Linked DNA regions of Homo sapiens: region 2 is linked to region 1. Evidence: chromatin loops called from intact Hi-C (ENCODE). Cell type or tissue: endothelial cell of umbilical vein. All regions are shown on one strand. Links, peaks and the distances in the headings refer to the core of each region. The heading gives the core; the rest is flanking DNA.

Region 1 (7,847 bases), core at 2,107-4,606:
AATTAAAAACAGTGATAATTTATTAACTGTGACTGATTACAAAATAACACACATATACCAAAGAGTCACCTATTTACAAAACAGCTTAGAAACAGGTAAAATATCCATTTATGACTGCATTCTAAAGAGAAAATTACTTAGGAATAAATCTAATAAATACATTTTTGGCCAGACATGGTGGCTCACACCTGTAATCCCAGCACTGTGATAGGCCCCCAGGGGGGCAGATCACTTGAAGCCACAAATTCAAGACCAGCGTGGCTGGCCAACACGGTGAAACCCCGTCTCTACTAAAAATACAAAAATTAGCCGGGCATGGTCGTGCACGTCTGCAATCCCAGCTACTCAAGAGGCTGAGGCACGAGAATCACTTGAACCCAGAGGTAGAGGTTGTAGTGAGCCAAGATTGTGCCACTGCACTCCAGCCTGCGTAACAGAAGCAAGACTTTGTCTCCCAAAAAAAAAAAAAAAAGAAATACATTTTTGAAGAATGTACATATGTCTATGCTTATATTTCTAGAAAGTATCAAAAGTCATACCCCTAGAAAGACAGATTAGCCAGACAGGGGTATGAGACATATTTTACTGCAGTATACTGTTGTATATTTGATCTTTTTTCTTATGTGCAAATATTATCCTTCAATTTAATAGACAGTAAAAATCATAGCATGACTATTAAACTAAACATTGGTAAGTTACTCTTTGATGTAAAATGTATCCATTTTTATATGTAATGAAACTAAACTCCAAGTGTGTTTAATTTTGCTGAAATGCTCTTTTAATGAAGGCCCCTGAAATTTAAATCCTTAGCAAATGCTAATAAAGGAGCTTCTCATTTTTTTCTATTGTTATCTTAACTATGACTAAGTATTAATAACCATCAATGAACTAAAAATGGAACCAGGGGCTTCATGCTTTCTCTCAATGAACTAACAAACTGCTTCTGACTTAGGGGAGGGAAAGATAGATACAAGATTTTTTACCTTTCTAGAAGATTCTGAGTTCAGAATGACTGAAAGGGTGAACATATTGCTAGTTCACTAGTGGCTAAGAATATAATAAAATATATTATTTTTGCTAAGATACAAATATGAAGTACTTCCTTTAGTGCTCTCCGCACAGAGGAAGGTAGATAGGGTAAATCACAGGCAAAAGTGCAAAGTCGGGGAAACTTATCTTCAGTAGTCCTAGGTTTATTTGTTATTCATTCTTTCTCAATAATTCTCATTCTCTCTTTAAAAACAAACAACGAAGACAAAAAACTTTCTGCTTTTTAGTCTATTTCCCTAAATTTCTAAAATATAATATGTACCAGGACAAGGACGAAAAAATAAAATAAAATAAAAGTAAAATTGATAGATTAGCCAAAACTCATTTTTATTTTTATTTACTTTTAAGTTCTGCTGGACTTGAGAACACACATTTTTAATAGATACTTACTATAATTCCAAAAACATTTTCTGACTTATTCAAAGTATGTCAAGCATTAAAGAAGCTTTGGAAGGGCAGGAGTTTTTCAATCAACTCCAAATTCACATGTACCTGAAGACAGACCTGCTGAGTTCAAGATTAAAAAGTAGTAGTCAATCTTTCCCACTGAGATATATAATATTAATTTCAGGAGAAACTGAGCCTCAGCTATAGATTTTGAAATCCTATTCATGGGTGTTAATTCCCAGGAAATTTTCTAGCATTTGACATCTTAAGCCAATTAACCTGTTTACTCGTGAGTTATGAGACACTTCTCCCCTTTCCCTAAGCTCTCCTCTTACCCTAGTCTTCAAACCCCCAGATCCTATCTACTATCACGTGTCCCCTCCCTTTAGCCTGTGCCTCAGTGTTTTCCTCAAACTCTATAACTTAGAGCTTCTGATTTGGCCAAATTAAAGTGGTATCAATAACAGACATTTATACTAACAACTTACTAGGTATGCCTAATAAATGGAAGAATAATTATAGTTTTAAATACAAATCATACTAACTTCATTATAAATATTATTGGCATACAAGCACAAACTTTTAATATATGTCCAATCGTTGGTCTATTTCTCATGCAGTTAGAAATTCTACTTACAAGTTTAAAAACTCAGAATGAAGATTGCAACTCTTAAGTAGCCAATGGTGATTTATTTAACCATTGTAGGATAAGTTTTGAAAAGTTTTGAAAAATTTCAAAAGAAATATAAAGGTAGCGGCAAAAGTACTAAATTGTAGCACATGGCATTTAATTATCAAGTTACTTTTAAACTAACCAAACTTCGGGAAAGGTTATCGTTGCTTAAATTTACTTATTAATAAAATTATACTTCTGACATTAGAGGTCAGAAATCATAATGGCCTCCACAAAGCTACCAGCTTATCTTAGGCAATATATGAATGTTAGAGTACAGACCATGCAATTAAAGGTTACATGTTGGCAAGAGACCAAAAATACATACATAAGGATTCTGAGACATAAGATCTTCAATAGATTTAAACTTTAATCCTTAGATTCTGAAATAACAAAATATGGGACATGACATCCATGGGGAGAAAGTCGATTAAGATGCTTCGACCAAGAATCAGTCAGTCATGCTCTTGGCCTTAGGTTCAAACTTAATGGTATCAGATTAACTTTTCTTTCAGCCTGATAATTTTAACTCTTACATCATTAATGAGCGGACACGACAAATGAAATAGTATAGAATAAAATAGTTGTGCTTATTAGTTGTGCTTATTTTACTCTTTTAATTAAGAAAGCTCAGGTTACTTAGGGTACCAAAAAATTATATATATACAGGGTACCAAAAACAAAAATTACTAATTCAAAGAATCAGAGATTTTTATATCTTTTTACATCTTTCACGTGTGTGTGTGCGTGTGTGTGTGTGTGTGTGTGTGTGTGTGTAGATATACACACACATTATCTTCACAGGAAAAATTCTCAGGGCTTTATAAACATTTACTATATGTAGAACTTTAAACGCAGGAAAGGGCTCAACCAAAGTCACCGAGTACCTGAATTTACAAACGTATTTCTTAAGAACAAAATTTCAATAGATTGAAAGAATTTTGTAGTGTAAGGATAAGTCAGAACATAGTTAAACGTTTGCTGCCATCTTGTGGCTAATTTTACTTATGAATTTCTTCCATATGTTATTATATTTCAGTTCTAGTACTATTAGCCATCATGTGGCTAGTAATTCAATAGATTATAAGAAAAATTTTCTGTTAATGTTTCATTTCAGTATTAGGGTTATAAGTTTGGAAAGGACTCTATAAACTATCTAGTCTGACATTCTGATAAGAGCAGGAGTAATTTCTGCATTAAGGAACTTCTACAGATAAAACCATTTTATATATGGATACCTAGAAAAAGTGGATGGATACCTACAAAAAAAAACCTTACAATGAGCAGTTTTGAAAGATTTATAACAAAAGTGGTCTCCATCATTTTTCTAGCTAGCATTCTATTGTATTTGTTAGCATTGTATTTCCCTCTCTGAATCTTTTGTGCAACAATTTTTTATTTATAAGAACATATTATTGGTCCATAGAAATCTAAACACACACACACACAAACAAAAAGTCTGATTATTGTTCTAAATACTTTGGAAGGAGGTTTTCATCAATGAATACTTACTTTATAAACCACATTAAACCTAAATGTCTTCCAAGGTTTCACACTTAACTGTAATTACATGTTTCATTCCCACAGAAACACCCAATGCAATCTCAGTTACAGTACCATTGTACCGAAAAGGGTCATCTATTATATCCATATATTCTCTTCAATCTATGTCATTTGTGCAAAGAGTAAGAGGTCTATATCTGTCTATCACATGTGTCTCTCTCATATATAGAGAGGAAGAAATCAAATTATCTTTTAGGGACCTGGATTTCATCCAGGGATACCTGATTTCAGGCAAGTCATTTAACTTCCCTATTTTGATTCTCTCATCTATTTTCACTTTAATCTGTATAGTATAATGATAATTATATATTTATGATAGCATTTCATTTTTAAGAGGTTCACATGAGAAAAATAGATTGGCAACTTTCATTTTCAACTTGCTTTCAATAAGATTTTTTTTTTTTTTTGGCCAGGCACGGTGGCTCACGCCTGTAATCCTAGCATTTTGGGAGGCCAAGGTGGGCAGACTGCCTGAGCTCAAGAGTTCAAGACCAGCCTGGGCAACACAGTGAAACCCCATCTCTAAATACTCTCTAATTTTTAGCCATGTCTAAGAGTATCAATGAAAAATCACAGGGTACATTACAAGAAGTCCCAAAATCTTCACTGAATCAGAGCCACAGGGGCTATAAGACTATGAGGGCCTACCTTATGTAAGCCAAGAACTCAAATAATATTTTGTGTACCTACACTATATAAAATATTTTCTAAAACAACTTATTACATCAGTTTTTTTAATATACACAAAACTAAAACTCTCCATTCATAATAAACAAGTCATTAAAAATGTACAGGTTTAGTCTGAATGCACTGTCATGAAATTTAAACTTTCATTATAATACTGTTTTAAGAACTTACAGCATCTGCTTTACAAATGGTGTTAGCTACATGTCGACACAGCATCTTTAGCCAGTTTTCTTTTGGAAGTTCATCTGATGTCATCTGGAAACTGAGTAGCACATTTGCCTGCTCTGTTGGTGGCCTCACAAGCAAGGCAAAAGCATTATGGCAATCTAGGGTTCCAGAATAACCATAAACATTAAGTGTCACTCCTTGGAAAATGACAGATGTATGCAAGTTTAGTTCCCTCAGAGCAATGAAATTCCAATGAAATGAACTATCACTTCTCCACTTTCCTTGTCCTATTTTTAATAAGACAAAGAACATCACCATATTAAGTTGAAGTACTGAAAACACAATATAGTATACCACGTAAGGAACTAATGATGATGATAAGTTAATGACATTAAGTAAACAGTATTATCCATGTCATTTAATATTTTCTATGATAAAAATATTAAGTGTTACAAAAGTTGCACGATCAAGATGCTAAAATACAACCTATTTTAAACAAAGTCTGCCATAATTAAAATCCAAAAATGAAGATTTTTAAAACAAATATATAGTCAGCCTTCCGTATCTGTGGGTCTGCATCTGTGGATTCAATCAACTGCTGACCGAAAATAGTAGAAAAAAACAGTAGAAAACAGATTGTATCTGTATTGAAAATGTACAGACTTTTTATTCTTGTCATCATTCCCTAAACAATATAGTATAACAACTGTTTACACAGCATTTACACTGTGTAGGTACTATAAGTAACCTAGAAATGACTTACAGTACATAGGAAGATGTGTATAGGTTACATGCAAACACTATGCAATTTTACATCCAGGACTTGAGCATCCCAGATTTTGGTAACCAAGGGAGGTCCAGGAACCGTCCCCCGTGGATACCAAGGGACAACTATACTATGTAACCTTTAATAAATCCAGAATTTGTCAACTAAGTGAAAAGAGCAGGAAGTTGCTGTTCAAGTTTTCTTTAAGAATCATTTCTTGGCGGGGTGCAGTGGCTCATACCTGTAATCCCAGCACTTTGGGAGGCCGAAGTGGGTGGATCACTTGAGGTCAGGAGTTCAAGACCAGCCCGGCCAACATGGTGAAACCCCGTCTCTACTAAAAATACAAAAAAATTAGCCAGGCATGACAACACACGCCTGTAATCCCAGCTACTCAGGAGGCTGAGGCAGGAGAATCCTGGCGGGAGCTGCAGTGAACCAAGTTTGCGCCACTGCACTCCAGCTTGGGTGACAGACTAAGACGTCATCTCAAAAAAAAAAAAAAAAAAACCCACAAAAAACAAAGAAAGAATCATTTCTTATAAAGGAAAAAAAAAAAAAAAAGAATAATTTCTCACAAACTGAAACCTTTCATTATTAGAGGAATCAGTAATGGAAAGAGCTAAATATTGTAAAAACATATGCCTAACATCCAAAATATGGCCATGCACATACACCACTGGGTGTCAATTAAACAGATGACACTGTTGTAGGTAGGTATAAATTTTCAGCAATTTCAGGCCTTCAGAGAACCTGCTCTGTAACACTACCAAAGTTTAGAGTAAAACATTCCTTAATACACATATGACTCCATATCAAGTCTACCAGTTACTCTGAGTTTATTTATTGCACCCACATCTATTCCTGACCCGTACCTTAAACATAGCCCTAAAAATGCAACTGTTGGCCAACAGTGAAAGTGTTAAGATGAGGGGTGCAGGTAACAGACTGGTTATTTTGTATTCTGAAGGAACCAAAAAAATAAATTTTGGTGTGGCAATAGGCTAGGCTAGGGTGCTATTTTAATACATAGCCATTTAAAAGCTCTTTGACCTTTAACAGATGAGGGTATCCTATAGGTTGAGATAGTACTTTCATTTGAGAAAACAAAAAGTCAGTTCTGTTCCTAGAGATGGAGATGGGATAGAGGTGCAAGAACAATTACTTTAGCAGTCTGACCAACTATATTTAAAGATAATTTACCAATTTAAAAAAGCCAAAATGGAGTAAATTAAACCTACAATGAATATAAACTATTTTTATATAACCAAGAATGTATCCGACCGGCATACCTTCTGTCTCTCTTATGTCCAATACCTTCTTAATCTGAGAAAGAGGCATTAGGTGAATATGCTTAAGAGAAGCTGGGGGTCGGGTTTGGCCATGAGGACTCCTAAAAGTGCCAATAACCTTGTGCCGTTTTCTTGCTATCTGATTATAGAAAATAAAAAAGTATCAGTCAATAAAATGAAGAAAAAGGACCAAATACTTAAAAAATAAAATAGCACTAATCACATAAATCTATATATAACTTATTTAGTTATTATTCGTTACAAAGTTGTTATAAGCAGAGTTACTATGTAACAAAAGTCAAACATGTAATTGTATAGCAGAAATGTTCATGTTTATATAAGAAGAGTTCAAAAGTCAGGAAAAAAGGCCAAGGGATATTTTGCAAAAGGTCCCAGAGGTATGAAAGAACTAGAAGCATGATGAGAAGCGACAGGATCAAGGAATGACAGAATCTTAAATGAAACTCCTAGAATTCAGGAGAAGAGGAACAGTTGGCTAAGCAAAACAATTAAATGATTTTAAGCTTAATTTTTAGAAAGGAAAAACAATAACAAGTGTTAATTTGATGACAAATGCTAGTACAGAGTTTAAAAAAAACCCTTAAAATACAGATAAAACATTTAAAAGTTAAATATATCCTTAAATCCCAAATTAGTTTCAGTATAACATAATCTGTCATTAAGAAAACATAGATTTTACCCATTTTGAATGTTTCTACCATTTATTATTAAATAGGATGATGGCTATAGGTTTTTATCAGGTTAAGAATGTACCATAATTTCCATTGCCAATTTACTAAGAGTTTTGTTTATTTTTCCTAAACAAACAAGCTAAAGAATAAGTTTATTTAAGATTATAAGTTTTTATTTTATATTTATTATGAATTCTGAAGTCCAAATTTAATGTTATAAATAAAGCAGTTTTTGTTGAAGTGATTCTAAGACAGGGAGGCTAAAAGGGATAGAACAAAAAAAAAATCAATAGATTCAAGAAGGTAGGGAAAATGAGAAGCCAGGGACTTGGGAGCTACAGGAGACCAATACCAGAAATTAAAGTGAATGGCAAGTCAATGAACCAATTACAGAAGACTGCGAGGAATCTGGAGGGGATATAAGATCAAAAATTTAAAGTAAGCCATAGCTCTCAGGAATAAGGGATAAAAACCAGAATGGATTAGCAAAGAAATAAAGATAATCTAACCTATTAGATGAATGGAGCAAGCTGACCTAGGGACTCCAACAGGAAAAACCTATAAAAGCT
Region 2 (7,847 bases), core at 2,515-5,014, 740 kb before region 1:
AGAAATGGGTTAAAAATAAATAGAAACACAGGTGCCATACAAACCCTAATTACAAGAGATCTGGTGTGGCTATGATGATAGTAGAAAAACAGGCTTGAAGACAGAGTTTTATCAGAGATAAAAGTAACATTTCGTAATTATAAAAAGGTCCATTCATCAGGAAGACATGACAACTGAATATGTATATACCTAATAAATAAGCATCAAAATTTATTTCAGGGAGAAGTAAATGCATCCAGAATGATGGTTGGAAAATTTATCACTACTTTCTCAGTGACTGATAGAATGAGTAGACAAAAAAAATCAGTATGCCTACAGAAAATCTGAATAAATATATCAACCTAATGGATATTTATATTTATATATCCATATAGTCACAAAAAATTATAACTGCACATGGAACATTTATCAAGATATACCATAATCTGGGGCAAAAAATAAGTTTCAATAACTTTAAATATTAAAATAATAAAGAATATTTTCTCAGGCACAATAGCATTAACTTAGAAATCAACAGCAATTTTTCCTTTTTTTGAGACAGGTCCTCGCTCTGTCACCCAGGCTGGAGTGCAGTGGTGCAATCATAGCTCAAGGCAACCTTGACATCCTAGGCTTAAGCAATCCTCCTACTCAGCCTCCCTAGTAGCTAGGACTACAGGCACGTGCACCAGGCTGGACTAATTGTTAAATTATAAGAAGGGGACTCATTATATTGCCCAAGCTGGTCTTGAATAGGCTCAAATGATCCTCCTGCTTCAGCCTCCCTAAATTCTGTGATTACAGGCATAAGTCACTGTACCCAGCCAAAAATAAAAGTCTTTAAATAAAAACACATCCATATATTTAGAAATTAAGAACACCCTCCTAAAAACAAATTAGAAAAAGAAGAAGGAAATTATAAGGTAATTTAGAAAATATTTTAACTAAATGATAATAAAAGCATACAATATTGAAATTTGTGATTTGCAGCTAAAGCAGTGCTTAGAGAGAAACTGACAGCTAGAATCAATAAGTTAGAAAAAGAAGAGCATATATAGCCAAGGAATGTGTGCTTGTACACAGAAATTAATCTTTAAAAACCCAACAAAACCAAAAGTTTCTTTTAAGTAAAGATCAATAGCATCAAAAAACATTAGGAAGACTGATGAAGGAAAATAAGAAAACACAGATTAGGCATGTCATGAATGAAAAAGAAAAGATCAACAAAAAATCTTTTAGATCATAGAAATAAAATTTGTAAATAGTAGGGACGTTAGGTGAATAAGGTCACAAGTTAGATGAAGCAGACAAACTGTTAATACACAGCTTATCAAAAGCGATGGAGAAAATTAAAAACCTGAACAGCTTCATCTCTATTTTAAAAATTGAATTAATGATTAAAAATATTCCTAAAACAAACTTCCTGAAATAGGCCAAGAGGCTTTATTGTTGAATTTTCAAACATTCAAGGAATAAATAATGTCAATCTTTTAAAAGCATTTTTTCAGATAACATAAGAGTATAGAACGCTTCCCAATTCATTTTATGTATAATCCTGATATCAAAACTTGACAAGGGGCTGGGAGCATTTGCTCACGCCTGTAATCCCAGCACTTTGAGAGGCCAAGGTGGATGATTGCTTGAGCCCAGGAATTTGAGACCAGGCTAGGCAACATGGCAAAATCCCATCTCTACAAAAAAATATGTATATTTATAAAAATTAGCTGGATGTGGTGGTGCACATCCACCTACTTGGGAGGCTGAGTAGGAGGAATACCTGAGCCCGGGGATTTTGAGGCCATAGCGAGCCGTAATCATGCCACTGCACTTCAGGCTGGGTGACAGAGTGAGACCTAGTCTCAAAAACAGAAAACAAGCAAACAAATAAAAAAAGGTTGAGAAGGAACATGTAAGAAAAATAGATAAATGTGAACTAATAATTCTCCTAAGATTAGACACATCAGTCCTTACTAAAATATTAGCAAATGGATGGAACCACATAAGAAAGATTCCATTGGTAAAGTTTATTCAGTAAGTCCAAGGAGGCTTAACATTAAAAAATCATTCAATATAATTCACCAGTTAAAGGACAGAAGTCATACAACCATCTCAATTGATAGAGGAAAAAATACTTCCAAAATGTTATGCCCATTCATGATTTTAAGATATATTTCACAAACCAACAATAATGAATTTCCTTCATCTGATAAAAACTTACTTCTATAATATATTAAGAAATCAACAATACATAGCTAAACAGCTCAATAAAAATGGGCAAATATTTGAAAAGATAACTCATTAAATAAGACATATACATGGTCAATTAGCACACAGAATGGTGTTCAACATCTTTAGTCATTGGAGTAATGCAAGTTAAAAACCACAATGAGATACAATTTCTCATCCCCTAGAAGGGCTAAAACAAAAAAGCCAAAAAATACCAAATATTGGCAAGATAATGGAGCAATTTGAGCTCTCACACATACAGTACTTATGAGAATATATAACTTCTTCATAATAAATGAACCTAAAATTATTATGAAAAACAGTTTGAGAGATTTCTGTAGTTACACATCTACCCTAAAAACCAGAAATTCCACTCCTAGATGGTTATGGAAGAGAAATTAAAAATTCATAGCAGCTTTTTTCAAAGGAACCAAAAACTGATAATAAGCTAAATGTCCATCACCATGGGAACTGATAAATTGTGGAATACTATTCATCAATAAAAAGGAAGAAACTGGTGATAAACTCAACCTGGGTGAATCTTTCAAATCCAGAGAAGTCAAACACAATTCATTTCTACTGAAGTTCTAGAAGAAGCAAAATTAATTAAAATCAGAAGAGTAGTTTTCTGGGTTGTGCAGGTGTTACAAACTGACTGAGAAAAAAATGCACAATGGGAGGAACTTCGGGGGATGATGATATGTTTCATTTGGGGATGATGGAAATACTCTACAGTGGGTATTTTTCATTACCATACACTGGATTCTCTCTCTTACCACTGCATTCTAGAAATGATAGTAACTTAACCTTCACTGTAGATTTAGTCTGAAAATAAACATGCTTCTAAACATACAGAAAGACATGAAGAAACTTCATACAGGTGTGTTTCTCTTCTAAAGTAATTCTAAATCATCTTTAATTTTTAGTTTTGGAAACTGCTAGTACTTTATTAATTATACTATCTGGAAGCTTTATAGAATTATAATTCCCCACATAGATTTTAAAAATAAAGTGGATTCAAATATTAAAAAATTAAAATTATTTGCTGGTGTCACCATATGGTAGCAATTGAATCAACTGCTATTACAAAGATAATCAAAAATAAATGTCCAAGAATCAAACAAGTTGCAGTTCTCATAAGCCATCTTAATCAACTTATCCTTGCTCTTTCTCACTACTTCTCTTTGATGTGCGAATATCACCTATTATTCCCAGGGGGAAAATTTAGTCTCCTTTCCGATCCAAAAATCAGTGCCCTGCATATCAGCCAGCAGAGGGCTCAATGAGTAACTTTCCAAGTCTTCACAAAATAGCTAAGAGCCCTTCTGTTAGTCGGCTTTTCTAAACATATAATTTGCCTCTTAAATCTGCACAGGCTGTGTAGCTGATTATTCTTATTAGTTGTTAAACCTAACCACTACTTATGTTCACTCAAACAGTTCTCTTTTCACTTGTCACATATATTCAATTATTCACAGGCATTTGTTATTCCTTGACTGGACAAATCCTAGAATTTCAGACTTCAAAGTGACCTCTGAGGTCATTTTTCTGTAGTCTTTCAGTTCAAACCTCTTACTTATGAGGCTCTTTCAACAGAGCCCATGACAGATATTGGGTAAACCTCGGCTTGAAGAAAGGAGATAAATAGATTTCATTTGTGAGAAAAAGCATTGCACTTACACATAGTTCAATTATCTGGCACCAAAATCTCTCTTCCTGTGAATTCTATTTGTTGATCCTAGTAATTAATTCTCTCTGGGTCTATAAAGAGTAATTGCCATTCCTATTCTAGTGGACAACCCTTCATATATTTAGAACCTCTTCTTGATGTTTCCTTAGGTCTTGGGATCAGGCTTAGTAAATAATATAATTTCCTTTTTGCATCTATTCACAGGCAATTAGTTATCTTTTTATCCAGATTTATTTCTTAAGGTACTAGTTAACTATGGTGATCCCATAGTTTGGGAATTTGGATTTTCAAGGCGAATCCTCCAAGTATTTACAATTTGGAGGCATAAGGAGCTCCAAAGTCAGGAATAGCTTTGTGATCTAACGCACTGCCCCGTAAATTTTAATGTGCACTGAATTACCTGAGAATTTTACTAAAACATAGTACTTGATTTAATAGTTCTGAGCCAGGGACAGAGAGAACATATTTTTAGCAAGATTTTATGTCTCTGATCCATGGATCATATTTTGAGTAACAGGATCTAAATAGAATTTCTCATACAGATTTCAAGTTTCAAAAATATAGCATGTTTTTCCACACTACTGTGTGTTATATAAACATACAAGTATGACAAAACATTAACAGTACCACACATGTATAAACAAATGATGCTGAGACAGCCAGGTGGGAAGGGCTCCCTGGCAAAACTGCAACTGGCCTGCGTGCCCAGCTAGAGACTCAGGAAGTTCATGCCGTTTGCAGGCAGGAGGAGCCTGGCTCCTCCTCTTCCTGTGTGAAACGTGGAATTCAATCTGTGAGGTGGGAAGACTACTAGCAAGAACTCTGGCCTTGTGGAGAGTCCTTGTTACCCCCTTTTTCCTTTTTGCCCAATAAATCCCATTATTCTCACCCTTCAAATCGTCTGCAAGCCTCAAGTTTTGTGGCTGTGGATCAAGGACTCCTTTTTCAGCTAACCTAGGGAAAAGTCCTGCAACAATGCCACTTAATGCAACAACCTCAAATTTGTAGGAAAAATTAGAGGCACTCATATTAGGTCTCCACTGCTAACAATTATTATCTGATGCATAGATCCTTTGAGAAAAAAAAAACTCTCTCAAATTATTTCTGCATAGTTAAAGGTCAATAATTGCTCAAAACTTGTCCTGTAATTAAAACCACAATGACTTCTTCTGACCTGTTGAGAGTGATTTCCATAGGCTGACTTTCTCTCCTCCCCAGTGGTCAGCTCTTACTATAGCCATCAAAAAGATTTCTCCACATTTTCATGAGGGTGAAAATAAATTTCTCCTCCAGGGGATTAGGCTCACATACTGCAGAAATTTTCTCATGTGTGATAGTATGACTATTCTGCAATAAGTCTATTTCAATATGGAGGAAGTAATTTTCTCTTCTCAAAGGAGGAGATCATTCATTTCTTAACAGTAGCCAGCTCCTGAATGGCTTACAAAGAGTATTTTCTATCACTTTTGATATATTTGTTTTACTTAGTTTCCTACTATTTACTAATAGGTGCCTAGGAGCCAAATAGCAGCCACTACAACTATTTTTGAGTGTCCACCTCATGTAAAGTTTTGGTGTCAGCCAGGCTTACAGAATTCTGAAGAAGTAGGTACAATAGTTACCATTATATGAGTGAAAAAACGTAAGTTCAGAGATGTGAAGTAGCTTGTGTGGGGGTCACATGAGTAGTAAATGGGTAACCTGGAATATGGAGCCGGATGATTTCGGTACCAAGATCACAATGCAACCCTGCCTGCCTTTGAAAGAAATTTCACATTACTCCATAAAAAGTTTTCTCTTGAAGCAAGTAATTATAATAATCCTTAAAATTAAAGGATTCCATCATAGTACGTTCGGAGTACATGTAAAAGAAAAAATGATTTTTTTAAATGTGAACTATCCTCTGGGCATAAATATAAGCCTTCTTAGGCTCAGAGATCATTAACAAGAATTGATGTCAAACACAATATTTAAAAAACATGAAACAATTGCTCCAGCTTTTAAGCTATTTAAAGCTCACATATTAACTAAGTGGTAAAGAGTATACAAGCAATTTAATGAATCCATAATACAGATATTAGCAGAATCCATAATACAGATATTAGCTTCTGCCTGTAGCTTACACATCGAGCTGCTTTAGTTTTGTGGTTTGTTTTCTAAAATATGATGACCTTTAATTTCAACTCTATTTTTGCTTGTTATTTGGAAAAACTTTTAGCAAGATCCTGAAAATTACACTATTTATCACTAAGATTCCTCTAATTTCTGTGACAAATCACCTCACCTTATTTCCACAACTCCAGTCCAACTTAATCTGTGACTTCTCCACCGTTAAAGTTATCAATGAAGGTGAGACAAGATTAGAAGTGATTAGAAGAACCAGAATGAGCTTTCTCAAATAAGGTGATAATGCAGTAAAGGCAGAAATCTGCTTAGATTTGTAAAAATATTTGAGATGAGAGGAGACAAGCTGTCATGTGTATAGGGAGAAAAATCGGAAGCTCTCAAGTGTATAGGGAGAAAAATCGGAAGAATATTTAAATAAAAATGTATCCCTTATACAATGTAGCGAAAAGTGAATAGGTTATAATATATATTTTAATGAATCACAGCCATTCAATGTCTATAATGTTTCTGAATAGTACCCTAGTTTGCATTCTGCTGTTTAAGACACTAGTGTACCATTAACGCCTGTGTTAGTAAAATTAACTTCAGTAAGTAGTTGTCTAATGGTCTCAAAAAGACATTGCAGGTTTAGTAAAATTAACTTCAGTAAGTAGCTGTCTAATGGTCTCAAAAAGACATTGCAGGTTACAAATGTGGTTTGTAAACATTATGCATTTTCCAAGTATTTAGCAAATGCTATTTTTTTCAGCAGTCTTAGGAAATATACTTATTATCAAATGGCCATATCAGAGCTCCTATGTGTTAAAGGGAAATGTAAGATAAATAGCTAACATAATTCTTATTGATGAATTCATGTGGGTTATTTCCTTTACCTTCCTGCTCTTCTTGAACTTGAGTTCTTTGTGAAGATTGGTGGAGGATATAATAACAGCAGATGATCCTTCCTTGACAACATGCATGTGTGCCGAAACACGCTATTCATCAAAACATGACATATATTTTATCCCATTATCTAATCAAGAGAAGAGGATAATATTATAGCTGATTTTTGTTCTATCTCTCTGCATATATTATAAACAAAATTTTATTCATTTTAATTATCTAAATATAATTGGCGTTCACATGTCCCTTGAAAAAAGTCTTTAAGATTGCTAAAGAAAAATTTAGAACAAGCTGCCATATTGTATGGCATGTAGGCAGCATGAAGACCTTCAATTGAGATATTAAAAATCAAGCCTTGACTGAACCAACAACAGGATTCATGACACTTTTACAGCTTTCAGAGTTTAACTCAGTTGACCTAGATCCTCATAATCTCCTCGTCATCTTCTACATTTTGAAAACCATCTTATGCCAGTGACCTGTGGAATTCATCACTGAAGTAGAAGATAAGGTTATGTCACCAATAATGGTTCACTGGAAAAGGTTAGCTTTTAGGAGAGACTTAGTGACTGACTTCCATAATAGAGTGAGCAATGTTGGATGACTTGTACGTAGAAGAAATCCTAAATAGCTTATACAGGATTGGCTTGTCCTTCAAATCCTAAGGGTTAATGTTGTCAGCTATCTAAATTTGGTTCAGAAATATGCATAGTCATCTTCCGCCAGTAATATAAGCATATAAAAAACTGCTTCAAACAATTTTTACAACAAGTATTGCATGATTTAGCATCCCTCCTGTAAATAAATTAATCTAATAAAGAGTAAGCCTTGTTTTTATTCAGGGAGAAGGTAAATTTTGTTATAAAATGAGAGGTACCTTTTTTTATTAACACAGGAATATGGACCAATAAATGGAAAAATCTGCATGGTAACACTGAAACTA

The links. Peaks named below come from ENCODE experiments on the same cell type or tissue, not always from the same donor. Only the 100,000 strongest peaks of a DNase experiment are listed, where the experiment ranks them.
Region 2: it touches region 1 in a loop (9-fold over the local background); 28 of 110 quality-filtered maps call a loop at or near these places.

Annotation. Positions count from the first base shown.
Region 1 is chr3:172,804,609-172,812,455 of GRCh38, reverse strand. It overlaps ECT2 (epithelial cell transforming 2), which reads right to left. Exons shown (of 25, transcript NM_001258315.2): 21 at 6,587-6,725; 22 at 4,532-4,686. Among named protein-coding and RNA genes, the nearest start is that of ECT2, 58 kb to the right of the region's middle. In endothelial cell of umbilical vein, for the core only: no CTCF peak of the experiment used is centred there; a DNase peak (open chromatin) is centred at 3,085.
Region 2 is chr3:173,549,491-173,557,337 of GRCh38, reverse strand. The region is part of intron 1 of NLGN1 (neuroligin 1); the gene reads right to left. Among named protein-coding and RNA genes, the nearest start is that of NLGN1, 160 kb to the right of the region's middle. In endothelial cell of umbilical vein, for the core only: a CTCF peak has its summit at 3,476 (motif pointing right); a DNase peak (open chromatin) is centred at 3,587.